2 separate regions of the Mus musculus genome follow, and region 2 is linked to region 1. The links are chromatin loops, found by intact Hi-C in ENCODE. Cell type or tissue: left cerebral cortex. All regions are shown on one strand. Links, peaks and the distances in the headings refer to the core of each region. The heading gives the core; the rest is flanking DNA. Region 1 has its middle 140 kb from the start of Gm25599. Region 2 holds the start of Gm31063 (a long non-coding RNA gene).

The links. A loop is a pair of places that touch in the nucleus more often than their neighbours do. Peaks named below come from ENCODE experiments on the same cell type or tissue, not always from the same donor. Only the 100,000 strongest peaks of a DNase experiment are listed, where the experiment ranks them.
Region 2: a loop joins it to region 1, with 2.0 times the contacts of the local background. A loop is called at or near these places in 2 of 42 quality-filtered maps.

The regions. Positions count from the first base shown.
Region 1 is chr12:65,383,641-65,398,896 of GRCm38, forward strand. No RefSeq gene overlaps it. Among named protein-coding and RNA genes, the nearest start is that of Gm25599, 140 kb to the right of the region's middle. In left cerebral cortex, for the core only: no CTCF peak of the experiment used is centred there; a DNase peak (open chromatin) is centred at 6,855; H3K27ac peaks cover 358 bases.
Region 2 is chr12:65,187,781-65,203,036 of GRCm38, forward strand. Gm31063 (a long non-coding RNA gene) reads right to left here and starts at 14,771. Exons shown (of 3, transcript XR_001780620.1): 1 at 14,665-14,771; 2 at 9,052-9,113; 3 at 2,833-2,949. In left cerebral cortex, for the core only: no CTCF peak of the experiment used is centred there; a DNase peak (open chromatin) is centred at 6,515; H3K27ac peaks cover 1,038 bases.

The DNA.
Region 1 (15,256 bases), core at 3,240-11,239:
GCTATGAATTTTAATGTAAATATCTGTTTTCTGATGGTCAAGGCAACGCCAGTAAAAAGGTCTTTCGCTTCCCAAAAGGGTTTCAGCCCAGAGGTTGAGAAACAGTGTTCTAGATGGCTTAGTAATATGTTACAACTGGCCATGAGCAAGCACATCTAAAATCCAGCTGCACTGTTTGGAGTCTGAATCTGACATTTTATGGCTAGCTGCTCTGAGAACCTGACTATGTGCTCCTAAAACTCCTACGTGCTTCTGCAGCATTTTTACTTTCTTGTTTACACTAGTCCGAGCTAGTTTTGTTGTTTGCTACTCAAAGCTATCACCCTGTTTATGACTTCAGATAATAGAAGCAGTCTACCCACCTCAGCCAATATAAATTTCATCATCATACTCCAAAAGAAATTGTAACCTTTTGAGAAGAGATGAACATAAAAGTTAATTAGAATTGGTGGCTGCTATTGGCTGTGAAAGACTCCGTGAGGAGCCCCTTGCTCAGGTCTCTGGACAATAGCGGACACCCAAGAACTCATGGGAGACCAAGCTTGATGCAAACCACATGAGGCTTTATTCCGGGGAAAGCTAGAGCTCTGGGGATGACTCATATCCCACGCAGGGGTAGAGGAGTCAACCCTGAGGGAAAAGGGGGTCTCAGTTTTTATAGGCCCTGGGGGGGGGGGAGGAGAAGGGGGGAGTAGGGGATTTCCAGATCTAAACAATGTCTATTCTCAAGAAATGAATATGGGAGGGGTACAAGGAAAGAGTCTGGTGCAGGTGTAGCAACTCCGGATTGGCCTAGCTGTGGTTGCTGGGGAGATTTTCTGACTCTATCAGACACATGGGTTCAAGGAGTGGCCAGAGCATTGTGTACCTCTATTTTTCTAAATCAGTGAAGCTAGTTCTGCTAACAATGAAATCTATTTTGCCAATTTCAGGGCTTCTGTGACCTTTTACATTCTGTCAGGATCTTTCAGCTGCTCTGCCCTCTTTGTGTAGATGTTTCTATGAGAGCACAAGCTAAGTTAAGTAGCTGACAGAAACAGACTTGTTTGTTTATTGTCTCACCTTGTGGAGGTCAGACTCCCAAGGTAGGCTGTTTTCAGGGTTAGATCATTCTGAAGGATCTGAGGAGATTTTGTTCTAGGCTCTTCTCCAAGTGGGTAGGGTCAATTATTTGTGTTCTTTGGCTATTAGCTGTAAATTCTGCATTGACCTTCATATAATAGTCTTTTTGTGTGTCTGCTATGGTATAAGCATGGGTATATTGTGTCTCATGGGGTTTATATTCTGGAATCTTGATTTCCAAGGTACCAGCGGTAGATGGTGGAACTCTTTAGATGGGAGATGTTTAGAAGGTAATTTGGTCTGAAAGAGTGCACCAGGCCAGCACTAGTAAAGTTCTTGTGAGATTGTAGCCCTTGACAGTCTTGAGATTTTATGGAAGATCAACACTGGGCACTGACTTCTTGCCTTTCTTTATGATCACTCTCTGTCTCATAATCTCTGTTCATGTTGCTGTTGGCCATGTTTTGACCCATTTAAGGGAGTCCTTGCCAGAGGCTGGACCAATGGAGCTGGATCATTTGGATTTCCAGCTTTTATTACTGTGAACTACATAAACCTTCTTTTAAAAAAAACTTTACAGATTCAGGTATTTCACTAGAGCAATAAAACAGGCTAATATGGTATCTCTGTACCTTCCTTTTTGCTATACATATAAGGAAGTCACTGGATTAAGAGCCTACAGTACATTTAGGATGAGGACCCAACATATTTGCAAAGTTTCTATTTTTTTTTTTTTCTGTTTACGATTATTTGAGCATATATCTTTTGGGACTGCTTTCTTTCCTGCTAGAGGCCTTCAGTAGGTTATAGTGAAAGACCTACAACATGAGGACTCCCCCACCTTCTGACTCAGGAGAGGCGACTTGCCAAGTCACTCACGAGAAACGGCCTTGATGCAAATTGCAAGAGGACTTTTTATTCCAAGAGCACTCTGGGGCCCACAGTCATACACCACGCATGGGTAGAGGACTGTGGCTCCCCAATAGCTGGGTAAGGGGGTTTTTAAAGGAAGAAACCACAACTCAAGGGGGTGGGGAGGACATTGTTGGAAAATACCAAAAATACCAGTTAAGAGTCATGAGGAAGTGGAAAGTCAAGACAGTTTTCTATGAGCCTCTAACAATAGCACATTTGCATATCGGGTTCCAGCAATGGTCAGGGTGGGTCAGGGTGACTTTCTTTGAATGAACACTCCCTGAACCCAGGAAGCGGGTGGGTGGAGGAATGTTGCTATCTGTTTTATGATTAGCATGCCTTGGAGCATTGAGTCACAAAGGTCACATTCTCAAGCCTGGGCCTAAAGGCCTAGAATTTTGTCTTTTTATGTTATACTTTTTCATTAACATGAGCGACACTTTTCATATACAGATGAACAGAGGTTGAAATTTCTTGTCTAGCAGAGGGTAAAACAAGTTTGCTTCTCAAATCTCATCCTGGGGCCAAGGCTTTTTTCTGTATCTCCTCTCTTGCACCTGTTTTGCTTATGTGTCATTTCCCCTTTTAAGGGAAAATTGCATGTCTTTAATATTGTTCTTACAGTTGATAACATGGCTTACTGTATGAGCATCAGGCTTAGCTTCCTCATGATAGCTAAGTTCTATTAGCAAAATCTTCCTAAGGAGAGCCCCAGATCTTTGCAAGTAAAATGGAGAGACTCAGTCTGCTTCTGATTGGTCTTCTCTGGCTCTCCCCCAAGCCAGCTCAGGACTCCAGCCAGCTGTTTTTATCACTCTTCTAACACTCATGCTCTGCCATCCCACTTCAGCCTGAGGTGAACTCTCCTGAAGCCCTGAAAAGTCTTCTGATGGAGTCTACCATCACCTTCTCCTGAAGCTCTGTAAATACTCACACACACACCTGACAAATTACAGACAAGGGAGAAAGGCCAACGTGGGATGTTGGACCTTTTGTTTAAAGTACAGAATCTATTTTGTAGATTACTCCTGCTGAGGACAGACTAGTGCAGGAACATGCTGATTCTTTTTTCATAATTCCCAAAACACAGCCCCCCTTCACAAGAAGTTTTCATCTTCTGAAAACAGATTGGTATTTTCGAAGAACTGATTCAAGCTATGCTTCCTGTAGCAGTGATGTTTAACATTATTGAAGGCTTCTTGTGCACTAGATATAAGTACTGCATCCTATATGTATTCACTTCAGCTTGTGGGAATTTAAAAAAATGGAATGATTTGTTAGGAAACTCTCATAATTATCTCAAGAAATATATATTTTTTAATCAAAGTTTTTATTGCTATCACTTTTTGGAGAATGCTTCTGCTCTTATACAGGTTAAAACCAACCTTGCTTCAACCTTCATATTATTTTCCTATTCGGTCCCTTTTTAATGGGGCTAAAGTCAGGGTATGGGGTGGAGAAATGGGAGGTGGTGGTTGTAGTATGAGTGTGTGTGTGTGTGTGTGTGTGTGTGTGTGTCTGGTTGCCTGGGGGAGATAGAAAGCAGTAGAGAGTGGGGGTGGTTGGGGTGTGTGAGAGAAAGGAGCAGGAACAAGAGCAAAGAATGCAGGGCTGTGTGGGGAGATCACTCAATGGGCAAAGTGCTTGCCATGTGAGCATGAGGGCCTAAGATTAGATATCTGGTACTCATGTAAAATCCAGGCATGGCAGGGTGTGGCTATAACTCCAGTTCTGGGGACTTATAGGGACAAGCAGATCCAGGGGCCTGCTTGTTAGCCAGTCTAGGCAAAATAGCAAGCTTATCTTTAGTTAGAGACCCTGCCTCATAAAGAGGTGGAAATCAATAGAGTAACTTACTTCAAGTCTGCCTCTGGTTTCTATGTGTACTCAGATGAGCTCATCAGCACATGACTGTGTACAACACATACTCACACACACACACACACACACACACACACACACACACACACACACACACAGACACAGACACAGACAGACAGACAGACAGATAGACAGACAGACAGACACACACACACACACACACACACACACACACACACACACACACACGGTAAGTGTGAGAATGTCATAACAAAACCTGTTGCTTTGCATGCTAATTAAAAGAACCTAAGGAAGAGCACCCTACAGTACTACAGGTGTTCTTATGTTTCTTTAGTTTAGCTTTTCCATGGTGACTTTTAGTAGAAGAAGCAATGGTTTGAACCTGACTGTTTTTTGGAGACCCAATTTCTCTGTGTAGCCCTGGCTATCCTGGACCAGAGATCCATCTGCTTCTGCCTTTCAAGTTCTGGGATTAAAACCATGCATCACTACTACCAGGCAACCTGATCCACTTTTAACTAACAAAAAATTCCTGGCAGTAGCAAAATGAATATAGTTACACACACACACACACACACACACACGAGTTGAAGACAGGACACCCTCAACCTCATGCCAGGAATACTCTCCACTGCTCACGTCTATCCTTCTGGCCCCAGTCCATCATGACCCATCACCTCATTTTCTTGTCAGGAACATTATTCTATGGAGTCTTTGTCTTTTTCCAGAATGGAAAGTACAGCTGTAAGAACGAACAACACTATTTTTCCATTCCTTTGGGTAATTTACGTTTCTAATATCATTTATCTCCTGCACGGAGCACCTACATTTTCTTGTCTTTCAGAGAGTTGTATCCATTAAGGAAGCCTGAGATCCGAGTGAAAGCCATCTTAAAAAAAATTCATTATATGTGATTTATATGGTAATAATTTTATGCCATGAAAATTTTCTGTACTGCTTCTTGAAATTCAATAATAAATTTTTGATAGAAAAAAAAAGACGAGGTTGCAGCAGAATCATGTTGTGCTGCTTTGGAAACTGTCTCTCCACATCAGTGATAATGTATGTCAGCAGCTCATGGTAAGACTAAGACATCAGCGAGATGGCACAGGAAGGGTTTGACTTCTTTTCTGTGTAGTTCTGCCTTTTCCAGTTTTTAAGAAATAATTTTTAAAAATAGTATCTGGCCTTTTAAAAATTATGTAGCCCTATGAAATACTTCTAGTCACATACCCATACTTTTTTTTTTTAAACTGTGGCTATTTCTAAAATTAGCTGAGTTCCTTGTGTTGACGTTAAGAGTGTCTACTGAAGCCTGCTTTGTATATTTTTCTGAGGACCTGCAGAATTGACATATCTTCTCTTGACAGACATTTTGTGATCCTCAAAATGCAGTACCCAGGAAAAATTCACATTTGAAGGAAAGAAGGTTTCACCTCAGCAGGGAAACACACCGTGCCTCCTCACTAGAACAGTTCGTGAAACATCTTACACAGATGTGCCCATTAAAAAAGCCTTCACTGAGAAACAGTGCTCCACTGCGGCATGGCATGAGCCAGCGTCACAGATTCTCTTTTAAGCCTGTAAACAAAGGTAAGACATCAAGCAGGAAATGTCAGTCCTGTTTAAAGAGTAACTTGATCAAACACAGCACACAGTTCAGCCTGCGGAACAACAAGCTGGGTTAGGCCCCTGACAGTTTACATCATTTACGACGTATGTAATGAAGTTTGGATTAAAATAGAGAAGAAATGCTTAAGTCAACAAAAATGTAAACATTACCATTATTTTATTTTACTTAAATAAATATCTAGGCAAATGTCTAAGTTAGACTGGACCTCAGTTTCCCCTTTACTACAGGGGATTGAACCTAGGGCCTCAAGTATCTCAGACAGGACCTCTACCACTGAGCGACTACTGCCCAAGCTCCCGAATCACTTTAGTTTAGTTTAGTTTTATATTGTTTTACTTTTGCTATGCTGGAGATCAAGGCCTGGGCCTCAGGCATGCTTAGCAAGCATTCTCACTGGCCAGCCATAGCCCCAGTCCACCCAAATTGAGTCTTTACAACTTAATTTCCCACTGCAGTTTTTTAGTAAACTCCAGGGTGAAAAATTACTCCAAGACATTGTTTTCTAAAGTGGTTATTTTCTGGGCTGGAGACATGCCTCAATTGTTAAAGAACAACTGAAGCAGGGGGGTTTGAGTTCGTATACCCCAGCATGTACACAACAGGGCTGAGTGGCAGGCGGATCCCTGGAGCTCACAGGCTAATTAGCTGAATTGATTAGCTCCAACTTCAGTGAGAGATCCTCTCTCAAAATAAGAAGGGGGTAGAGAGTGATTGAGGGAGAGGAACACCAAGTTCTGGTCTCTACACAGATTCCCACAAGGGAGAGGAACACCAAGTTCTGGTCTCTACACAGATTCCCACACATGTCTATTACACTTGCCCAAATTAGTGCATGTCTCCACTTGGACACCTAGATAACTGATCCACATGAAAAAGGAGACTTTTGGGATAGCATTTGAAATGTAAATGAAGAAAATATCCAATAAAAAAAAGAAAACAAAAACAAAAATGAAAGACAAAAACAAAATAAAAACTAAGCTAAACAAACTCCCAAAACCTGGAGCTTTTGCACAAAAATCTAATGCTGTCTTTGATAATCAATTAATTTAATCACTCAAGGAATTCAGTCTTTTCAGAGGGGTCCTGGTTTTGGGATGCTGCTATTCTTAATCAATCATGAACGGGGACATGCACAGGGCTTTGAATACGCCTTTGTGTCATTTTCCCCTCCTTAAAGTCTTAGTCTCCAAGGACTCCAATACGATGATCTACATTATCGTGGACCATGTTCCACGAGATCCTCTTTGAGTTTATTTTGAACATATTGAGTGCGAGCTCACTGTCATGTTTCCAAGTGAAATGTCTGAAAAATTATCAGACTGGATCCTCTGAACAGAAGTTACTCAGAATTTGAAGCACAGGAGATTTGCTATGTAAATGTCTGAGGCAGATAAAAGCGGAGGACTCGGAAGCCCACAGGGAATCCTGCAAAGGCACCATCTGTGAGGAGAGCAGGGAAGGACAGGGTGGAGGAGCTTCACAGCACACTGCTGTGCTGAGCAAATTTCAGCCAAGACAACAGCAATGCCACAGCAACTGTTGTCCCTCAGAGGAGTCCGATGTTGCACAGGGGCACACAGTAGTCACGCCATGTTTGCTTACAGGCTGCGAAAAGATCCTTCCTAGAGAATGTTGAGGTAGATTCTGAAGTGAAGGTTGTCAGCTAACTTAAGCCCCTTGTCCCATGTTCTTACTTCAGGGGGAACCTGAGCACTATACTTTCATGGCCTCCACAATGGCACACGGATGAGGTCTACATATGTGAATCATAGGAATATCACGTGTATCATATGCAAGCCTGGTGCCTTAGGAGCCAGAAGGGGACATCAGATTTCCTGAGACTGCAATTACAGATGGTTGTGAGCAGCCATTTGGATGCTAGGGACTGGACTTAGGTCCTCTGTAAGAGCAGCAGTCCTCCTAAACGTTAAGACCTCTCTCCTGCCTTAAAAACTTAAGGGCTGCCAGGACATTTTTTTTTCAAAGAAGAAACATTTTTGGCTTTGAAAAATAGTTCAAGAAGCCACTTGATGTAGATTGGTCTTGTCTTAGTTGATGTTCTATTGCTGTGAAGAGACATGACCATGGAAACTCTTATAAAAGAAAATATTTAAGGCTGGCTTACAATGTAGAGGTTTAGTTTTTATCATCATGGTGGGAAGAATGGCAACTTCCAGGCAGGCATGCTGTAGTCAAAGTAACCGAGAGTCCTAGATATGGGTCTGCAGGCATCAAGAAGAGAGCCCAGGCCTGGCTTGAGCATTTGAAACCTCCAAACCCACCCCCCAGTGACACACTTCCTCCAACCAAGCCACACCTACTCCAACAATCCTTGTTAAGCAGTGACTTCATTCTATAATGACCAAGCATTCAAATATATAACCCAGTGGAAGCCATTCCTATTCAAACCACCACAGAAATTCTGAAGATTTGCAAATACTAGCTAAGGTGCTTTGTATGAGAAAAAGCTCTCCTACAATTTACATAGCAAATACTTAGTGAACAAGTATGTTTTGCAGCACAGACAGCAGCCGATCCTCTCCAGAGCCTATATTTGTATTCTAATGGAGAGAGAGGTAACAGATAAGTGGCCCGTGTCTGTGATACTGAGTGCATCGGAGTCAAGGTGAAAAGACAGCAGGAGGATGGATGGGAAGATGGAGGGAAAGCGCTGCTATGGTGTCTGAGGAATGTTTCACTGATCTGGAAATTGCGCAGACCCTGCTTCGATAACTAGGGAAGAACTGTTGTCAGAGGGAAAACAACGGAGGAGAAAGAGGAATGGTACCTTTTCCTGGGGAGGACTTTGTGTGCGGGGCTCATGAGCAAAGTAAGGAGTGGTCAGAGAGACTTAAGAGATACTGACGGCCTGAGGTCATGCAGGGCAAACTGCAAGGTCCTTTCTCAGAGTGTGATGGGAAGTTGTCCAGAGAACAAGTGAAACACATTGAGTCATTTCTGTGTGGCAAATGGGTGGCAGAAGGGCCGTTCTGAAGCAGAAAGATGGAGGGGATCACAACAGTTGAGGGAAGATATGAGGACCTGACTTTTCTGCTGAGGTGAAGGGGCAGAGCCGTGTGGTGGACAGGGAATAAAGAGCATGAGGGGCTGCAGTGGGCACAGCCAGAGAGTGAGTTCTGGCTGTGGGCGGGAGGGCAGCTATGTCAAAAAGCAGATGTCAAATATTACCTATGGAATTGTTGTTAGGCTTACGTTTCTGCCTCATATTTCTATTTAGACTATTTCTCTCATGTTATGGTTTGTATATGCTCGGCCCAGGGAATGACACTATTAGAAGGTGGGACCTTTTTGGAGTACGTGTGGCCTTGTTGGAGTAGGTATGTCACTGAGGGTGTGGGCTTTAAGACCCTCATCCTAGCTGCCTAGAAGCCAATATTCTGCTAGTAGCTTTCAGATGAAGATGTTGAACTCTTAGCTCCTTCCTCACCTTGCCTATCAGGATGCTGCCATGTTCCCGGCTTGATGATAATGGACTGAACTACTGAACCTATAAGCTAACCCCAATTAAATGTTGTTCTTATAAGAGTTGCCTTGGTCATGGTGTCTGTTCACAGCAATAAAACCCTAACAAATACACCTCACCTCTCTCTCTCTCTCTCTCTCTCTCTCTCTCTCTCTCTCTCTCTCTCCACAGAGAGACAAATAACAACACAGATGGATGGATCATCTATAAACAATCAAACTGGAAGCTCATTCCTGTTCCACAGCAGTTATGTGATGGGTAAGAAAGATAGAGCACATGTGGGATTGTCTGCTAATTTCCCACCAAATCCAGCTGTCTATATTACATTTATAGAAACTCAATCTTTGCTGGGCAGCTAGAATGTTGCATCCTCTATTTTTGTCTTAACCCTAAGACTTGAATCAGTCTGTGGGCTAATGAGCAATAGCAGGAAGAGGTCCGAGGAAAGTTGATAGAACCAGAAGGCTATTGAGAAGCCAGTGCTGGGTCTTTGTTTCCCACTTCCTTCCACACATCTTGCTTTGTTGATTTTGTTTCTCATCACTTACACACACCAGGACGGCTGGAGCCTCTGTAGTCATATGTCCTTTTAAATACCACTGGGCGTGGACTTTTTTGGTGGTACTCTTTTGGTGGAACAATAACAAATGTAGTTTGAGGTTCTTATCTCAGCCCTCCTTTTGTGTGGAGAAGCAGGTTTACCTCTTTGTCCTAACAGTGTTACATTGCTGTCAAAAGCAACACCACTGCCATTTGTTGCACATTGGTACATTTTAAATATCATACTAAGAACTTTATAGAGTTAGCTCAATTGATCATCACAGTCACCCAGTGACATAGGTTCTATTTCCATCAATAATAGGAAAGGGATATGTAAAAAGCCCAAGACCACATAGCTGGTGTGTAACAGAAATGAGCTTCTAGCTTGCTTGTTTGCTTTTCTGGTGTGGAGTACGTTTACCTTAGGGCACTCTCATGGAGGGATAAAACATAACTGAGGTCCCAAGAAACTTCTTACAACAATGATGTTTTCCTAAACTCTTCAACATCACCAACTTCTCAGATTTGTCTACTCTCAAAGTTTTGACAAACCCCAAGCTCTCCCAAGACCCTGTCACTCACCCTTGCTACAACCCAGTAGGATGTTTAAGCAGTACCAGAAGTGACTTTCCACAGTTTTTCATGACCGCAGTCCCTCCACCAGGGAGCGGTGCTCTCAGAGGGAAGGGCTTTGTTTGGAATCAGAAGGAGGCAGCAGCTGGCCTGAGATTCTGGCTGGCATCTGGTCTCAGGCTCATTATGGTTGCCTGTTGCTCTCTCAGATGCCATGAAATGTTTTTCCTCAGAGAACAAAGCTTCCAGAAACTCTAACACCTGTATCGATGGCTGACTAAAAGGAACACTTACCTGCTAAACTTCTGGCTAGCTTTCAAGAAGCTTGGCAGAGCTTTCCTGCTGTTATTACACTGCTATGAATAATGAATTATTCTAGATAGCTAGACCGATTTCATTTGGAACAGCTTCATTTTAAAAGTCTCTATTTAAAAAATTCTAGTAGTCATTAAGAGCCCATTAGCAAAGTTTTTGAAGAAAATAGAATGAAGGTCCCTAGGAGGCTGAAGTGGCATGTGTGGTCTTATGTAGATTTTATTTTACAATTAATGGAGATCACAAAGGTGAATGGCCACAAATAATGTCTCTGTGCCATCAGTCCTCTGATGCTGGGAGGAAATGGTCTCTTCCTTCTATCTTCCATCCCTTGGTAGGAGCCCTGGGATTATAGAGGGGCAGGATCAAGTCTGGCTTTTATTTGATGTCTAGGGATTTGGATTCAAGTCCTCACGTTTATGCAAGCAGTTCTTTCTCCACTGAGCCATCTCCCCAGCTCCTCTTGAAGGCAGTCTATGCTCCAGGCCTCTTGAGATAAAGCAGAATTTGATAATATGAAAATGACAGTGGATGAATTGCCAGAAATCACAGTGTCTGTACTTTCTCAAGTGCCTGCACTCAGGTTTATAACTCTTTGGCAAAAAAACCAAACCAAACCAACCAAACAAACAAACACCAGGCTTTACAGTATTTTAAGCAAAAGTCTGTTCTATACTTCAGGAGTATTGTTGAAAGACAAACAGCATGGCTTGTTGAGTATGGTCGTATTGTTGGGACAGATACTACACTAATTGTTTCCCACTGCTACCCTTTGTCCATTTCTTATATACTAGAATAAGAATGCACTTAGTGTTTTTAAATTCTATTCTTTCATTCACTTTAATTTTATTAATTATTAAATTGTGGCAAAAGTTTGGGTGCAGAAGAAATATAAATTACTGATTATAATGAACTTTGATTATTTTTCTATTTCACTTAATTAAACATTATCATTCTTCATTTGCATGCCTTCTTGAGTTGACTTTAGTGTTCTTTTTAAAAAAAAATCCCCAAGTTTCTCTCACTCAGAAAGTGGATACAGGATTGCTTTATAAGTAAAAAATAGATTATATTTTCTTATAATTATCTTAATGGTCACACAAAGAAATAAACTAAAATTTTAAAGTAAAAAATTCTATTTGTTATTGTGAAGGGAACCATCCGTTACAAAACAGCACTATTGATTTAGTGGGAAAGGTTCCCAGGCAAAGACCAGCTTGGTACTCTTGATGAATGACCTGGCTGTGTTTGTAGTTGATGAGTGAATTCCTTAGCAGTAACTGTATCAGCAGCAGCAGTTTTCTACACTGTGCAATGTATTCTAATGGTTTTATTTAAACATTTTATTATTTACTAAATCCTCCATGAAGAAGCCATAGTATCTTCGTGCTCAAACTGCATACTCTGCTGTCTGTTTTTAATCTTCTCTCTGTTCCCTAACATTGTGACATTTTGTATATGGCAGAAGAGGGCAAACACACAGCTCCAGGTCTTTCTTTCTTTTTTTCTTGTAAAGCCCATAATACCACCATGGGGACCCTATCTTTATGACTTCACCTAATCTCAAGTACCTCACACAGGCCACACTTTCAAGTACATATTCACGTGGGCAGTACTCATTCAAACCAAAGCCCTGGGGGTTTCTGCTTTTACATTCAAATAACTATTTTTCTTTGTGGGTTGTATATTGAATACGAGTCATTACTGTTGATTAGGAAATTATTCAATTAGCTGGTTGTTCAATGTCAAACATTTATTTGGAAAATATAAAATAAGTATTTATAAAGTATTTGATAGATTTAAATAATCGTATTATTACTGTTTGGGGATGATAGAATTTCAGAGTAAATATGCTGGAAAAGAAGTTTTTATCTGTTGTCTTGGGCTCTCACATTTGTTCATCTTTGCCTAGCAGAGTAATGTTCCCAGACTTAAAGAATAAGCCTAAAGCATTTTCTTCCATGGTATAAGAAATTTTTCTTGGAAAGTATAAGTTTGCTTAACTTTTCCTTTCAGGTGGGTTATTGTTGGACTTTCTTAGATTCACAAATCTAGAGAGCATTTGTAGCTTCTATGCTGGAATTGGTTGCAACAAATAGGACAATTTGCGAGTCTTTTCTGACACCCAGGGTAGAAGAAGAGGGAGACAGAGGCATGTTTGTGTGAAGAACTCCATTACTGCTACTTCTCAAGGTTTAGACTTGGAGGCCATAAAGAAGCCTATGTCTAGGAGTAAGGAAAAGATGGAGTGACAGTCATCTTTCCTCCACTGTAACAATTTCTGAGACAACCCTCTCAGAGCCATAAAGAGCAAAAGCTTATTTAGGAGGTTTTTATCATGAGGAGCTGTTCTTGTTGACTTGGGACCCATGGTGGCCCAAGTCATGGGAAAATATGACAGACTGAAATCATTTACTCTTATGGCCCAGAAGTAAAAGAGACAGCAGAAACTGAGGTCCCAAGATGCCCTTAGAAGGTATGTTCTCAGTGAATTGAAGATTCCCACTAGGTTCTTCTTCTTCTTAAAGTTCCGACCAAGCTCCAATACCACCACTCTGGGAACCAAGCCTTAAATCCACGAGACCTTGATGTCTTTCCTGTTTCAACTCTAATAGATGGAAAATTAGGACTATGAAGGAAATGACACTGAGACAGAGTCTTGACCAGGTAAGACTGAAAAGCTAAAGTTTTGTGGAAGAGTACTGTGTGTGTGTGTGTGTGTGTCCCTTCATCTTAGCATAATTATTTTCAAACCTTAGCATGGTCAGGGTCTCTCAAAGAGACTGATAAGTACAGATTCTTTTGGGTTCTACACCAAGCCTTAGTTTTTGACTCAATAGTTATATGCTAATGCTTGTGTTTTCATTTTCAGTTTTTTTTTTGGGGGGGTGATGAAGCAACCATAGGACCATGCTTTGAAAGCCATTTGCCTCTTCTGAATTTTATGTTAGGCTGAATGAGGGATTCTTTGAACCCAGAATATTAGGATTTTTATATTAACCAGTGAGGAATTGTGGGACATCGGCAACATTAATCCATCAAATGCATTTCTGCAGCATGAACAACTTTTAAATTTTATTTATTTTAAAAAATAGTTAAAAATATTTATTTCATTATTTTTATGTGTGTATGTATAGTATGGTGTGTGTGTGTGTGCGTGCACGCGCGCATGTGTGTTACCCGAGGAGGCCATAAGATGACAATAGATCTCTTGATCTCTTGGAGTTATAGGTGACTGAACTGTCCAACATGCAGTTAGGAACTGAATTCAAACTCTTTGTAAGAGTGGCAAGTGCTCTTAACTGCTGAGCCAATCTTTTCCAGCAGGCATTTTTTATTATTAATATTATTTTTGCATGTGTATATGCTATGTGTGAAGACAACATTGTGGAGTTGGTTCTCTCTTTTCACCTTTACATGATTTCCTGGGTTTGGACTCAAATGATCAGGCTCGGCAAGTGCTTTACCCACTGAATCTCCCCACCAACCCTGGACTTTTGTCTACCTATGTCTGTTGTTTCTGTGAAACAGTGAAAGACAATGGCAAAAGACGCATGTGGCTTCTAATTCTATACTTAGAATTTTGAAAGCAGAATATGGAATCCTTAATTTTTTTGTCTAGTTCTAATGAACATTTTAGTTAATGTGTTTGTTTTTATTAACAGTATCTTAGATAAGTTATTTGGTGAATTTATAAAACACATCTGTATATTTTCACTAATGTTAATCACATTTTAATTTTTAATTACCACACATAAAATAATGGTTCCATAATACTTCTAAGTTGTAGGTAGAGTCATTATGAAGTTTACCGAGTGAAAAAATGGGAGGTGCTCTGAGAACCAAAAGTTTTTCTCTGATCCTTATTCTATCTTGAAATATAACTTTACTTACATTGAGTGCTTGAGAAATGGAGAATTTAAGAAATCAAATTTCAAAACAAGAACATTAAATAGTAAGAGAGAAGTAAGGCAAAGCATGGTGGCCCTGACACTAATTTCATAGTTGACAAATATTTTCATTGGAAAGTAGGGGCAGAAAATGCCAGAGACAGAGGATGAGAGGTGCTGAAATCTGTATTCTTGTGACTTGGATGTCGCTGGACTTCCGAACTCACAGAAACTGTGGTTCCCTGCATAAGACCAGAACAAGACTGAGCCTCTCAACAACCCATATCGGATCAGAGGGGAGGCTCTGTGGCCCCACTCCTCCCTAGGGTGCCATACATGGTAGTGGTAGCTAAAGGAGGCCTAATCATATTTCTCATATTTTAGAAGCTACCATTGCTTTCCTTAACTTCATGAAGTTTAATTGCCACCTAATACCTATTGCTGGTATCTGAAGAACAGTATGGGTATAATTTTCTAAGAAGGAATAACGACTAGAATTTATACTCAATATATAATCACTTTCTTCAACAGAAAAGTCCTTTTTTTGGCTTCCATTCGAAGAATTTTTTTTTCTGGACACGTGAAAGTAAAACTCTAGAAGGGCTCATTGTGTAGACAAAATGCTTTGTGTGGTTGTGCAACCAGAAATTATGAGTTGAAGACCAACTTCAACATGAATTCAATATTGGACAGACAAGTTGTCATTTCCCATCAATTTATACCTAAACATAAAATAAAGAACATTCTTCTAGCTCACTTACTTCACCAGTTGGTATAGTTTTCTTTATTGCCAATGCATGGTGTGCTCAGCAGTGTGGACAACATGAGAATTGTTAGTTCAGCATCCAGCAGACCGATGCTGTTTTAGTAACTACCAGAAAAATTCCATAACTGTTACATAATTAAAAGAACTAAAAAAAGAACTGTAAAATTAAAATCATAAAGATTTTTCTATAAACTTTGTAGAATGTTAGTACATGTTCCTACATCTATGTCCATGTG
Region 2 (15,256 bases), core at 2,417-10,416, 200 kb before region 1:
ATGTATGTGTACGCTGTTTTAGTCGCTCTTCCCATTAATAAGATTAAAGGACCTTATTGCTCTCGTTTTAGAGATTATAAAACTAGTGTATGCAGAGAACAAATAATTTATTGACCAAATACACAGGTTAAAACCCACATAGTTTGCCCTAGAGCCTGTTTAGCTAGCCTCTTCATGGCAGTGCCTACCGTGATTGAATTTCAGTAAATCAACTTAAAGGGCTTAACACAGCGTTCATACGTAGCAATATTTGAAAGTATCAGGTATTAATTTCTTCTTGTTGTAGACATAAGGTTAAATCTTCTGCTATTCCCTTTATGGAAGTCTGTGGAAATAAAAAAGAAACATGACTTTGAGTTCACCATGTTAAAATGCACAACATCTGAACAATATTGCCAACTGTATGCACATATAAGATGTAAAAAAAAATTCTGTAGAAATCTATAATTTCAGTAGTGGAAGTTCCCTGTGAGTGATGCTCACGGTGGAAGAATGCTCATATAAACGGTCAGTGAAGCAAATGAGAAGAGGTAACCAGCAGAAGGACTGCTCAGATCAGACTGACCTGTGCCGTGTCTACGAGGCAGTTTAATTGCTAACTGATGTAGGACAGCCAACCCACTGTGGGTGACGCTGTCCTCGGTGGATAGGCCTGTGCTGTGTAAGAAGGTAGCTGAGCAGTCCAAAGGGAACTGTGTCAGCAAATAACATAGCTCTTGTGCTCTCTGCCTTGAGCCCCTCCCTTGGCTTCCCTGGCAATGGAGTGTAACTAGTAGGCAAAATCCCTTTCCTCACCACACTGCTTTTGGTCATGGTGTTTATCACAGCAACAGAAGAGCACATTAGGACAACTGTGTCTCAAAATAAAACACTACCAGCCACCATCTTATCCCCCCACCCACCCACCCACACACACACACACAAAGGCAAGTGCTAGTAGTTCAGGGAATCCTAAGCAGATGTAATACAGAAATATATTAGAAAATAAAGAATAGATGAGACATAGTTAGCTTCAAATTAATGTGGTGGAAGAAATTCATATTATAACTAAATGAAAGTGAAGTGTAAATGAAAGCAATTATAAGAGGTTGGTAGACATGGATAATTGACAAAACAATTGCGGTTCCAAAGACAATGGCAAGGGGAAGTATTCAAAGATACATACTAGAAAATGTCCTTAGTAAAAACGTACATGCATCCAATCGGAAACATTTATACTAGATTACCAACATCGAAATGTGTTGCTGAGTATTAACAAGAGAGAATTATTTATCTATCAGGAAGAGGGGAAAGTACTTTAAAACAGGAGAACAAGTCTAGTTCTCATGAGAACCTTTTTAATTGTTGGTCTGGTGAGACAGGATCTCACTGTGTAGCATAGGATGGCCTTCAACTCTTGATCTTCCTGCCCATCTCTGATTTTATCAGACTTCTGCAGAAACACTTAGTTTTGGAAGAAATGCAGATGCCTACTTTTCTTAGACAAAAGACTGCACCCTCTCTTGTGGCTTGAATGTGTACCCTTTATGAGGCCCATGTGTTTGAACATTTGGTCACTAGCTGGTTGCATAGTTTTGGAAGATACGGAAGTCTTAGGAGGTGGGGCCTCCCTAGAGGAGGAAGTGAGTCACCCCACTTCCTTAGTCCATAGAGGTAATGTGACCAGCTACCCCATGACCCCTGCTGCCTTGTCTTCCCCACTGTGTAGGACTGTATACCTTGTACTGTAAGAGAAAGTAAACCCTTCATCTCAAGTTGCTTTCTGTCAGGACTTTGGTCCTAGGAACAAGAAAATAAAAACAACCCGAGATGTTATTCAAATGTAAAGGATTTGGGAGTGGGGAGGGCACGAGAGAAGATGAAAGGGAAGGCACCCACTTCTTGTCAAGTGAAGTTTTGCTAATCAAGAAATTAATTTTAAACAAATCAGAGAATGAAGAAATGTAGAAAATATGATAGTTATTTGGCAATGCAGTAGTTTTGCACTAGGATTACAGAGATTCAACATTTCTTTCCTCAAGGAACTGAGCACAGCGGTGATCTAGGGGCTATCATAAGGCAGAGTAGACCAAGTATATGATATTGCTTTGGTTAAACAGATGACAAAGGAATGATGCACCAGGTAACAGAAACCTGAGACTTGAAGGATGAGAACTCAAAAGAAGAAAGTGACCTAAAGTCTCTCCAATGTCAGCTGGCACTGTGAAATGGTTATGTGGCTGGAGATGTGGAAGTATAAGAATTTGAGCCTGGAAAGCCCTAGGCAACTCCTGAAGGAATCTGGAAGGTTTAAACCTAGAAAGAATGGACTTCCACACTTAAAAGAAAATGGTTGCTAGGGCCTGGTGTATGACAGATAGGAAGTGGGGGAATTATTGCTTGCTTTTGGTAATGAAAAATATATTCTTGAGGCCTGCTGTACACCATTTTTATTGTTTAAAGACAGGATTTCCTATAACTCAGGCTGGCCTCCAAATTACAATGCAACTGTCCAATGGGGGTGGCTGTGATCACGGGTCCTCTGTCCAATGGGGGTGGCTGTGATCACGGGTCCTCTGGCCTTGGCACTAGTGTTACAAGCATGTGCTGTCACATGCATTTTTCATCTACTCTGTGTGTGCGTTGTTGCTGTTGTTTGTTTTGTTCTATTTTTTAAATAGGGTCTCACATGTACCTCTGGCTGCCCCAAAACCTTCAGACTAGATCAACCTGACCTCAAACTAGCCATGATCCTCTTGCCTCTGACTTTTGAGTTCTGGGAAGGCCAATATTTATCATGATTTCTATGTAGTAATATACACTTAAATATTTGTCAAGAGGACCCACCTGTGGCACAGTCCTGTAAATCCAGCTATTTGAGAGACTGAAGCAGGAGGGTAGCAAATTAAAGGGTTATATCGTCCAGAGAGTGAATTCAAGTCCGTCCTGGGCAGCTTAGAGACACCATGTCTAAAAAAGGGAAAGAGGAACCAGGGATGTATCTTAATGCTAATATTAAGACTTGTGTTGCATTTATGAGGTGCTAGGTTCAATTCTTCATGCTGCAAAAATTTAAGAGTGTGAATCTCACACTCTGTATTCTAGCCATGAAAGAGAACAAAACTCATAAAGGGACACAAGGAAACTTCCAGAGGCAATGGATATATTTACTGCTTTGACTCTGGTGTTGGTAACCCAGGAGTATGTACATGTCTACTCATTACACATCTACCCAGCGAGGATTTTTGCCAGTCTCATGGGTTCGAAGCCCTGGGATCCTTAACACGGCTGTGCCCATGGCAATAGTGTCCATTCACTCAGGACTTCATCTGCTCTTCACACAGGTTTATTAATTTATCATGATTAATATTATTGGTGGTGGTGGCAGTCATGGTGGTTGTGTTTGTGCTGATACACACATGCCGTGGCATGCATGTTGAGGTCAAGGACAACTTTTGTGGGTCAGTTCTGTCCTTCCACCTTGAGTTTTAGTGACTGAACTCAGGTCATAGGGCTTGTGCCATAAGAGTTGCTGAGTCAGTTTGGGGAGCCCTTTTCTTTCTTCTTGTGACTGTATTAACTGCACTCCAGTATACCTATTAAAACTCTACTCTGTGATGACTTGGAGAGATTGCAGAATTTTATACACAGTATGGATGGGGTTCCTTGTGTTAGGTTGCTTAGGAGCAGACATGCCCATAGGCACAGCATGTAATCAGGGCAAGACAGAAGGACGAAGTGCCCTATGACACCATCAGGTCCTCATGTCTGGAACAATTCTATTTCCCATTTCAAATGAGACTTCGTTTTGGTATAATGACTTTTTTCTCAGAAGTGCTTCTTTAATCTCTGAGTAGTTGTTTCATTTTGCCTTGTTTTGTAGCATCATTTGTAGTTTTAGAAGAGACAAAACATTTTCTCCTGGTCCATTACTTGTATATTCCTTCCGTACTTGCCACCACAGCCAGTTATTTGTTCATTATTTGACAACTTGCAAGTTTTTTTTTTTTTAATTCCAGATAATTTAAGCAAAACACAAACCTCAATACTGGATCTATTATCAATGGTGCTTTAGGTATTTGAAGAAGAATGGGGCATTCTGCCTATGGAAAATTGGAGCTAGAAATCACTTTCAGTCTGCCTTGACCATAGCTCTCAAACTTTAGTGTGAATATGGGCTACTTTGCATTTTGTTAAGAATGCAGATTTTGGCCGGGCGGTGGTGGCGCATGCCTGTAATCCCAGGACTTGGGAGGCAGAGGCAGGCAGATTTCTGAGTTTGAGGCCAGCTTGGTCTACAGAGTGAGTGCCAGGACTGCCAGGACTGGACAGAGAAACCCTGTCTCAAAAAACCAACCAACCAAACAAACAAAAAACCCCTCCCCCACAACAAAACAAACCAAAAACCCCCAACCCCCCCCCCCAAACCAAAACCAAACAAACAAACAAACAAAAGAATGCAGATTTTCGCTTGGGGTGGTAACACGGGCCTTTAATCCCTGCACTTGGGAGGCAGAGGCAGGTGGATTTCTGTGAGTTCAAGATCAACCAGTCTACAGATGGAATTTCAGAACTGTCAAGGCTACAAACAAACAAACAAAACAACAAACAAAAAACAGGTTTGGGGGGAAGGATTACGATCCTGGATTTTAATGAACGTATCTTATTTACTTTGTCTTTTATGGTTAGGGGTTAACAGGCTCAGTAAACACATTGCCGCTGAGCTATACCCCTGCCCAAGAGAGGCCAGTGCCACTGGCTTATAAACTATGCTTTGGTACCAAAGTACTATGATTCAAGTAAAAATATTCAAATGCCCTTTAATAATATATAGCAAGCACAAGCATTTAAAAATTTGTATGTGGGCTAGAGAGATGGCTCAGTGGTTAAGAGTACTGACTGCTCTTCTGAAAGTCCCGAGTTCAAATCCCAGCAACCACATGGTGGCTCACAACCATCCGTAATGAGATCTGATGCCCTCTTCTGGGGTGTCTGAAGACAGCTACAATGTACTTACATATAATAAATAAATAAATCTTTAAAAAATAATAAAATAAAAGTTTGTGTATGTGTGTGTGTTCAAGTGCTTTAGCTGTGTGTAACACGCGAGTTCCCTGTTGGTGGACCAATACATTAAATCAGTCACTCATTTCTGGCCATTACAGGGTTCTTCTGAATCACACTGCAGTCACTTCTGTCAAGTCATGTCCTAGGGTGTCCTGAGGTGTTGTCACTTTGATGTCTGAGGCTGTGATTGCTTGGACCAATTTCCACTAGATAAGCCCATTTAGTCCCTCTCCTACTGTCAAGAAAAGCCAGGATTTTTGTTGACATAAAGGTGAACAATTGGTGTATAAAATCATGATCTTATTATTTTAAATTCACTTATTCAGAGGAAAACCAAACTGAACCCTACAACCATATTCTAAGTTCCGGATTCATTTACCTTGACGGAGACTTTGGCTATAACACTTTCTAAAGCCAATAGGAAGCACAAAAGGGGCTGTGGAAATTAACCTGTGCATAAGGGACTTGCTCTGTAAGTGTGAGAACCTGAATTGGAATCCCCAGATTTACAGAGGGTACGGCTGCCTACAAACAACCACAGCATTGAGTAGTGAAGACAGGTAGATCCTGAGAGCTTGTAGACCAGCCGGCCTAGCCATTTCCATCTGAGAGTAAGAACCTATCTCAAGGCAGTAAAGCAGAGAGCAATAGAAAAGGTCATCTATCAATCTTCAGTGGCCTCTGTATACCTGTGAGTGGGTGTATCTCACACTCATGTTCATGTTCCTCATCATATAACACACAGAGGTGGGGAGGAGGATTAATTACTGGGAATATTTATATACATATCCCATATATATATGCACATATATATATGTATATTTATATATCCCATATATACATATATAGACACACACACCATTTGTGATATGTATGTGTGTGTCTCTATCTCTGTCTCTGTCTCTATCTCTCTATCTCTATCTCTATCTCTATCTCTATCTCTATCTCTATCTCTATCTCTATCTCTATCTCTATCTCTATCTCTATCTCTAATCTATCTATCCTAAATGGGCAACTACTCGAACAGTGATATTGGAAATCCACTTTTGACATGTTTATGGTTCAGCATGACTGGAGTACAATGTCATCTCTGATTTAAGAAGAAAGAAAGAAAAGAAAAAGCTTGTTTGAGCTGGAAAAGCGCCACTTGCAGTTCCCTTTTCTCCTGTGAATCAGTCTCACACACAGCCTGTGTGGTCGACTGCTAACCTGGCTCACCAATGTGATGGATGCAGCATTTTTCCTTTGCATTTGTGCCTTTTGTCACACTTCAAAGGGCATCAGAAAAAGTGCTGAGAGAACATAGCTTCTCCAGAGTGTGCCCCATGCCTTGATGACATGCATTAAGATTCAGAAAGAAAGAGACAGTCTCTTTAAAGTCCAAAGAACTATTATTTCTGTGTTACCAGTTTTGTTTTTCTTCTTCTTTTTTTGTCTCTAAACATCTGTGGCTCTGTCTCGGGATTATGCCGTGCACTAAAAATAAAGCTGCAGCTTGTGAGTCACCTTGTTGTCACTGAGTCAGGGCTGTAGATTCTAGGGGAGAATCAGGGGCATGGGGGTGTTGTAAGAATGGTAATAAAATTGCTCATTCTGAAATGAATTCTGAGCATGATCTTAGGTGCTTGTGCATGCCAAAAACATCAACCTACAACCGAGAAGCTCAGACTTTGTCCTGATTTTACGTGTCCTGAGGTGATGCCACTTTGATGTCTGGGGCTGTGGTTGCTAGGACCAGTTTCCACTAGATAAGCCCATCTAGTCACCATTTTATTGTAAAGAAAACAGTATTTCTGTTGACATAAAGATTATCCGTGCATGGAATCACAGTACTGCGTATGTTCATTGTTTTAAATCCACTCATTCAGAAGAAAGCCAATTGAGCCACACAACCATATCCTAAGTTCAAGATTAATTTACCTTTACAGATATGTAGGCTGTAAAATTTTCTAAAGCATATAGAAAGCAGGAAACAATGTGAATTCTGTATCTCTATTGGCCTCCATGGCTCTCTGGAACCTGTGTGTGAATTCTACCTATTGAGCTGTTTGCTGCACATGTTTGCATGTAACAGAGTCTGTACTGAGCTCATGTTTCAAAGAATTCAGCAGATCATACCCTGCCCCCAAGAAGTCTCAGTCAAGATAATACTTTAAAATCATCAAAACCACTCAGTCAGGGCTGGAGAGATGGCTCAGCGGTTAAGAGCACTGACTGCTCTTCTCGAGGTCCTGAGTTCAAATCCCAGCAACCACATGGTGGCTCACAACCATCCGTAATGAGATTCGATACCCACTTCTGTTGTGTCTAAAGTCAGCTACACTATACTTACATAAAATAAATAAATAGATCTTAAAAAAAAAACAAACTCGACTCCTTCACCAGTGTGGAAAGGGACAAGTGAGAACCTAGGTGGTGATGCTGTCATCAGCACAGGGCTCTGAACAAAACAACAGCTGAACCCTCCTGTGGGAAAACTTGCCCCACATTCCAGCATCTTACTTCATCTTTAAAAATTAATTATATCGACTATCAAGTGTTCTGGTATTTAAATTTTTTCCACAGTAAAATACACACATGCTTTCAAGGTATACTCCACTTAAAAGTATAAAAATTAAACTTGAAACTGGCTTGGTGGCTGTGTCAGACAGTGCCAAGGTATAGCTCTAGTAGTATGCCTTTGAAATGTTGAAACAAACATTTGAAAATTGTTTACTAAAATAATAGGCCCATTAAATTTGAAAATGGGAAGATAGGTAAAGATGAATAATAGGTTGAATGGTGGAATCAATATTTTCATCGTCCTGGTTCGGTGAAGTGAAAGGTGAAAGGTCAAATTTAAAGAAACTAAACCAGTCAGTGGTGGCACACGCCTTTAATCCCAGCACTTCGGAGGCAGAGGCAGAGGCAGAGAGGCAGAGGCAGAGGCAGAGAGGCAGAGGCAGAGAGGCAGAGGCAGAGGCAGAGGCAGAGGCAGAGAGGCAGAGGCAGAGAGGCAGAGGCAGAGGCAGAGGCAGAGGCAGAGAGGCAGAGGCAGAGAGGCAGAGGCAGAGAGGCAGAGGCAGAGGCAGAGGCAGAGAGGCAGAGAGGCAGAGGCAGAGGCAGAGGCAGAGGCAGAGGCAGAGGCAGAGGCAGAGGCAGAGGCAGAGGCAGAGGCAGAGGCAGAGGCAGAGGCAGAGGCAGAGGCAGAGGCAGAGGCAGAGGCAGAGGCAGAGGCAGAGAGGCAGAGGCAGAGGCAGAGGCAGAGGCAGAGAGGCAGAGGCAGAGAGGCAGAGGCAGAGAGGCAGAGGCAGAGAGGCAGAGGCAGAGAGGCAGAGGCAGAGAGGCAGAGGCAGAGAGGCAGAGGCAGAGAGGCAGAGGCAGAGAGGCAGAGGCAGAGAGGCAGAGGCAGAGAGGCAGAGGCAGAGGCAGAGGCAGAGGCAGAGGCAGAGGCAGAGGCAGAGGCAGAGGCAGAGGCAGAGGCAGGTGGATTTCTGAGTTTGAGGCCAGCCTGGTCTACAGAGTGAGTTCCAGGACAGCCAGGGCTACACAGAGAAACCCTGTCTCGAAAAAAACTAAAAAAACAAAACAAAACAAAACAAAAACAACAACAACAAACCACCTAAACTTCCCAACATAAAGTGCTGCGTTAACACTTACTCATTTTTTTCTTACATATATGTGTGTGTCTCTGCTTGTCTACATGTGGATACTCTGGTTGTAAGCCACCTGATGTGGCTTGGATCCACTTGGATCCTCTGCAAGAGCAGCAAGTGCTCTTAACTGCAGAGCCATCTCTTCAGGTCTTAGGTCCTCACATTTCTAAAAATGATCCAATAACAGCCACCATGCTGGTATATCCCATAGCACATAGAAAACATTTGAGGGGGTATCATGGACTTTAAATGTAAAGCACATTGGGACCATGATGCTATGAACCTTTTCAGTACCAAGCCCCAAGCTTGCAATGCAGTGCTGGGTTCAGTCACAAAGGAAGGCGTATCCTCTCTGACCTATAAAACTTACCTGATTGATTGTGCTTCATTCTGGCCGACAAATGGGAAAATTACTGGCCAATTGGAGTATATCTAGGAGAAAAAGAGAGTAAGTTGAAGCCACATAGTTTGAGATATAGTTGAGAGAATGTAAAATGTATTAAATTGAAAAAGAGATAAATGGGCAGGTTTGATTGCATCTCTTTTTCTAAAAAGTTTTTTCTAAAAGTAAATTTCTTTACAAAAATTTAAAGAGTATTTTTCAAGGACTTTAACTTTATGTGAGTTTGGCCTGCATGTGAGCAAGGTGCTTGAAGAATCCAGAAAAAGGCATTGGATCCCCTGGACCTACAGTTAGTCTAAGCCTCTGTGACTCTCAGGATTGTGCTGTTTAATATAGGTGCTAAACATTGAACCTGAGTCCTCTGCAAGAGCAGCTAGTACTCTTAACCCCTGAGCTGTCTCTCAAGTCTATAATTGTATCTTTAACTGGGTAAAAGATCACTGCCTATAAAAATTTTTATCTATTTTGGGAAGCTTCAGCGGCCTTAACAGAGGATGACAGTGTTGGGATACTATGGTAAGAGAATTATCGGAAATGGGCACATTTCCTTAGGGGTGATTCAGTATCATAAACAGTTCAAGTACTCATGCAAAGACCTGTAAGCTATGTGTCTAGAATCTTATGGAAAATATCCTCTGTCTAATACCTTCTCCTTTAGTTAATGATCATCTTAGCGGACATCATGGTGTGAGCAACAGTGACTACAGATAAGTACTTGGAGTCAGGGAGGAATACAATGAAAATGAGAAATAATCTCACTAAGGGAGTTGAACAAAACTGTTTGCCCAGGCACTTGTGGCTAAACATCAGCCTGTAAGTAGAAAGGAAGAGGTGATTGACGCAGGGTGTCCATTTGATCACTCAGCGAGACGCTATGTTAACAGGAATGCCTCAGTATTCCTGTAAGAGGGTTTCCAGAGGGCTTTAACTTGCAGATGGAAGGGAAAATCCACACTGACCATGGGTGGCACCATCTCACAGACTGGGGTCCCACATTGAATAAAAAGAAAAATCTAGTCAGGTGAGCACCAGTGTTCATCTTGCTTTATCCACTGACCACAGATTCACTAGGACCCGCTGCTTCACGTTACCTCAACCTCACCTTCCTCTCCGGGACCAACTTTATCTCCTCAAACCACAAACCAAAATAAACCCTTCCTGCTGCAGGTTACCTCTGTCAGCCATTGTATCACAGCAATGAGAAAGGTAGCTGATACAGTAAGTATTTGCAGTAAAGGGATATTCATTAGAATGCACCAAATGAGGAGAAAAGGGGGTCAATTGTATTGAAAATACAAAGAAATAAAGAATTTTTTCTCTCACTCTCTGAGAATGTAGTTACAGATTAATAATGCAAACCCAAGTTTTACATATTTCTGTGTTTCTTTTTTCCCTTGTGTAGTTTTATATATTTCTGAATATTCTCATTCACACATCCATTTACAACAGAACACACAAAGCAACTCCAATTTTAAAAAAGGTCCATCCACCACATTTCCCCACAGACAATGCCCTCAGCTTGGACATAACAGATTGTGTTTAAGATAGTGCAAAAGTTCCACTATTTTCTTCTTCTTTCCACATTTTTGGTTGTGTGTATTAATGGGTGAATATCCCCTTCTTCAAAATGTTATTTTTATCATCTGCAGAACCTTATGCCTGCATTCTCATTTGGGATGTTGAGGGAGGAGGATAAATGGAGTTTCAGGCTAGCTAGAAAATATGTTATATATGTCATATATATCATATAATTCATATATTCATATTCATTCCCATGAGTTGAGTTCTAGACCAGCCTGAGCTATAGAATGAGACTCTGTTTCATACATAAACACACACATAAACACACATACACACAAGTTATTAATACTTTTGTTCTTTGTTTCATCATTGATTATAAGGTTCCCTCTATTACTATAGTCATCCAGGTGCTGGCTCATACCTGTAATCCCAGCACTAGGGGAACAGAGACAGAGGATTGAAAGTTTGAGGCCAGCTTGAACTACACAGCAACTTCCAGGACAACCTGGGATAGAAGATCACATAACTGAAAAAACAAAACGAAACTAAAACATCATTAACTAAATAATGGGTGGGGCTGGCAATTTTGATCCCAGTGGCATCTAACCAGCTATTCTTCAGGCTATTACTATACAACAATAAAAACAGTTGGCTGTAGAATTCTACTTTACTCATTTCCATTATACAGTTTTATCTAATGGATGGTTAAGGCCCTTCAAAACTATTATACAGTTATCATTAGTTCCCATCAAGCCAAAGTGCTAAAGTATGTAAAAGCTTACAACTTTTCTTCTTCTTCTTCTTTTTTTTTTCAAGACAGGGTTTCTCTGTGTAGCCCTGGCTGTCCTAGAACTCACTTTGTAGACCAGGCTGGCCTTGAACTCAGAAATCCACCTGCCTCTGCCTCCCGAGTGCTGGGATTAGAGGCGTGTGCCACCACTCCTGGCTTAATTTCTCCTTTTCAAACATCTCATTGCCTCTATACCACTCAATATACATTTGTTTAGTAATTAATCTACTATAAATGATCTGAATATAAAGAGAATCTACTGTAAATGATCCTGAGATAAAGAGGTATTTGTGTTTTAAATCTTTCAATTATTAAATTTAAGACTTTGACCTCTACTAAGGAATTAAATAATACACTCTATCAAATCAATTGAGTCCAGTTTACTTTTGGTCAACTGTTCTTGCATACGGGGCTTGCCCTGGAGTGTGGTCCATATACCAGACGTCACAGCATTAAAGAAAACTGCCTCCCTCTCTTCCAGTAGCTATCAAATGCCAATAGCTCCTTAGATAGGTCTGGAACTTCAGACTTTCTCTCCACTCTCATTCTGGTTGGTCTGGGTAGAGTTTATGCAGGTTTTATGCATGCTGTCACAATGTCTGTGAGTATATATGAGCATCTGACCTGCTGTGTCCAGAAGACATTTTTTTTTTTAGAAGGCATCTATCACTTCTGGCTCTTAAAATCTTTCCACCCACTATTCCATGAAGATCTCTGAGCTTTGAGGGGAAGTGTATGATATAGACATCCATTTAGGGTTGAGTGCCTTAAAGTCTCTTATTCTCTGCATGTTTACGAATTATAAGTCTTTGTTGGTGGAACTGTTTGGGAAGAATTAAGAGGTATAGCCTTGTTGGTGGAGGTATGTCACTAGGATTGGATACTGAGATCTCAAAACCCCAAATTATCCCTAGCTAGCATTCTCTCTGCTTTGTGCTTATAGATCAGGATGTAAGACCTCAACTACTGCTCCAGCACCATGTCTTGCATGCATGCTGCCATGCTCTGTGCAATGATGATAACTCACCCTTTGAAACTTCAAGCCCACAATACACTCTTTCTTTTGTTAAGTTGCAGTCTTATTTCTATTGCTATAAAGTGATCCCATGACCAAGACAACTCTTATAAAATAAAGTAGTTGATTGGGGGTTTGCTTATAGTTTCAGAGGGCGAGTCTATTATCACCATGGCAGTGAGCATGGTAGCATGCAGGCAGGCAGGTGTTGGAGCAGTAGGTGAGAGCTTTACATCCTGATCCACAGGCATCGGGAACAGAAAGAAACACTGGTGTAAGCTTCGGAACTTCAAAGCCCATATCCCAGCAATACACATCCTCCAACGTGGACACACAGATTAATCCTACACTGTGTGAAGGCATATCTCTGTCCTTCCTTGCCTGTCCAAGGCAACTTCTGATGGCTTAAAATGAAAAAGTCTATGGCCTATAGCAAAAGGCAGAATAGTAAGGTGGGGCTTGCAGACAGAGTAGCTCTAGGAAAGAGAGGGGCATAGAAGATTTGCCATCCAGAGGAAGTAGGACCTATGAAACTGAAAGAAAGTAATCAGCCATGTGGCAGAACTTAGAATAGTATAAATGGGATAAGTGAGTTACAAACTCACTGGAAATAAGCCTATCATAAAGGCCGAAAGCTTATAAATAAAAATAAGTCTCCATGTGATTGTCCAGACCAAGGGTGAGCATAGAAAGGCCCATCCATGGTTACAGGGACTAAGCATATAAGTATATGAGCCTATGGGAACCATTTTTTATTAGAACCACCACAGTTGTCTTGGCTATTTATGTCTTAGGAGGGAGAAAATGAGTGATCCTACTGCTTTGTAAAATGCAGGTATTTGAATACAAGAAAATATTAAAATCACAAGTCATGCTGGATCCCATTTAAAAGATTCTCTAGTGATCAAACTTAATAATTACTGTTCTAAGCCATTGGCCACCATTAGCAGGCTATGATTCCTAGACATCCTTATGCTAATACTAATATACAGGATTTTCTTTTCTTTAAAGTAATCTACTAAAAAACATTATATACAAATTGCATTAGACTGCTCTCTTTACAGTATTTCATGTGACAACTCATGAAAAAAATATAAATTTGTAGATAAAGTAGAATATTCTGCTCATTTGCTAAGAATGAAGTTTAATAACCCAATATAATTAAAAATTAAACATGTCTTATTAGATACCAGTATTAGTGGTAGTATTACTTTGCAATAAAACTGCTTGTGATAATAGATATGTGGGGTGAAATTAGCAATAACTATAAGCTGGTAATGCGCTGGCTTTGTTGATTTCTTAGGAAACATGACTTAGTCTTTTGTGTCTTTCTAGATTTTGTTAATATGCAACTTTTATGGCAGCAGATATATTTGATATATTTTCTTTAGCAGAAGATAAATGTTGAATAGACTTGATTTGAACTGCTTAAAAACAGCTTTGGTAGACTTAACAAATATGTATAATACAAATTTAAAAACAAACAAACAAACAAAAAAACCACTGGTTTCAATTTGTTTTAAGGATTGTATTTTCTTTGGCCTTGCTTGCTTCTTCCACATTTAACCTATTTTTAAACTAGGGAATTGTCAGCTGCATGGTAAGATGTAGATTTTGTGACTGGTATCTTTTGAATGTGTATTTCATTTAAAAATGACTAGTTATGTTTAAAACTCATTATCAAAATAATCTCTGTTGTTGCTTATATGTTTCAAAAAAGAATTTATCTTTTTAGCATTTGGCCTTGTATTTATGCATAATGTACTTTTAAAATACATACACTTCATGTGGTGATATCTCAGTTGGTGGGATGTTCTTGGCAGAGTAGTGTTGGCAGCCTAAATTGGAGTATTCTGGACCAAAGCTAATTTAGTAATTTTCTGTGGATTTGTTCAATGTTGCCCTTTCATAACTCTGGGAGGATTTTCTTATTCACACAAAAGTTAAACTAAATGTAAAGCTAAAAAACCAGACTTGTAGGAAATATTTCTTAAATACTGACAATCGCGTCTTCTTATTAGGTATGGAAAGGCAGAGAGCACTAACCCCTGCGTCCCCACTGAGTCCAGGCTTAGAAGTGGAAGATCTTAGAGTTTTCTTTGCAAGAACTTTTTCTAATATACTAATAATCATGTTTTTGCTAAGAAAATTCAATGTTTCCTTAGTGTTAGAGGATTCCTCATTGATTACTTAAATTTTTGTTTTATGCTGTAGAACAAATCCTCAACTTCTTGAATCTTGATAAGTGCCTTACCTCCAAGTTGTATCTCCTGACCCCATGTGTTAGTTGTAATACGATGATTGCAGCCAGCCATTGCCAGCCAGTGGGGAACACACAGCAATTCCAACCTTTGTCTTCTCCTGGAGGTTCAATGAATTTAGAAATATTCAGGTGACCATCTCTCATAATCTTATTCTCATAAAAGAAGTCAAACATCTGGTCAGCTTCTAGTTACCAGGTACTGAATTCAACATTATCATTGCATTAACATAATGTTCATAGTATTTGTATACAACTGATTATTCCCATGTACAGATAAGGAAACCTAAGGCTCAAAAGAGTTAAGGGTAAACCAGCCAAAAGTTGAAGAGTGATTCCACAGTTTAATTGGAATTATATTAAATTCCACTTGCTGATCCCACTGTTTAAACTATTCCAATATTTAGACTGTGGAATCAGCCTAGCTGCCAGAACTCTGAACCATTTTCTGGTTTAACTGTTTTTCACATAAATGTTTGGTGATGTTTCAATACTCTACAACTGTCTGTCTCTATCCTGTACCCAGGCACTGTTCTGTGGAGATGCCTAAAAGTGGCAATCTTACTCTTGCCTTTTTGTGAAAGAA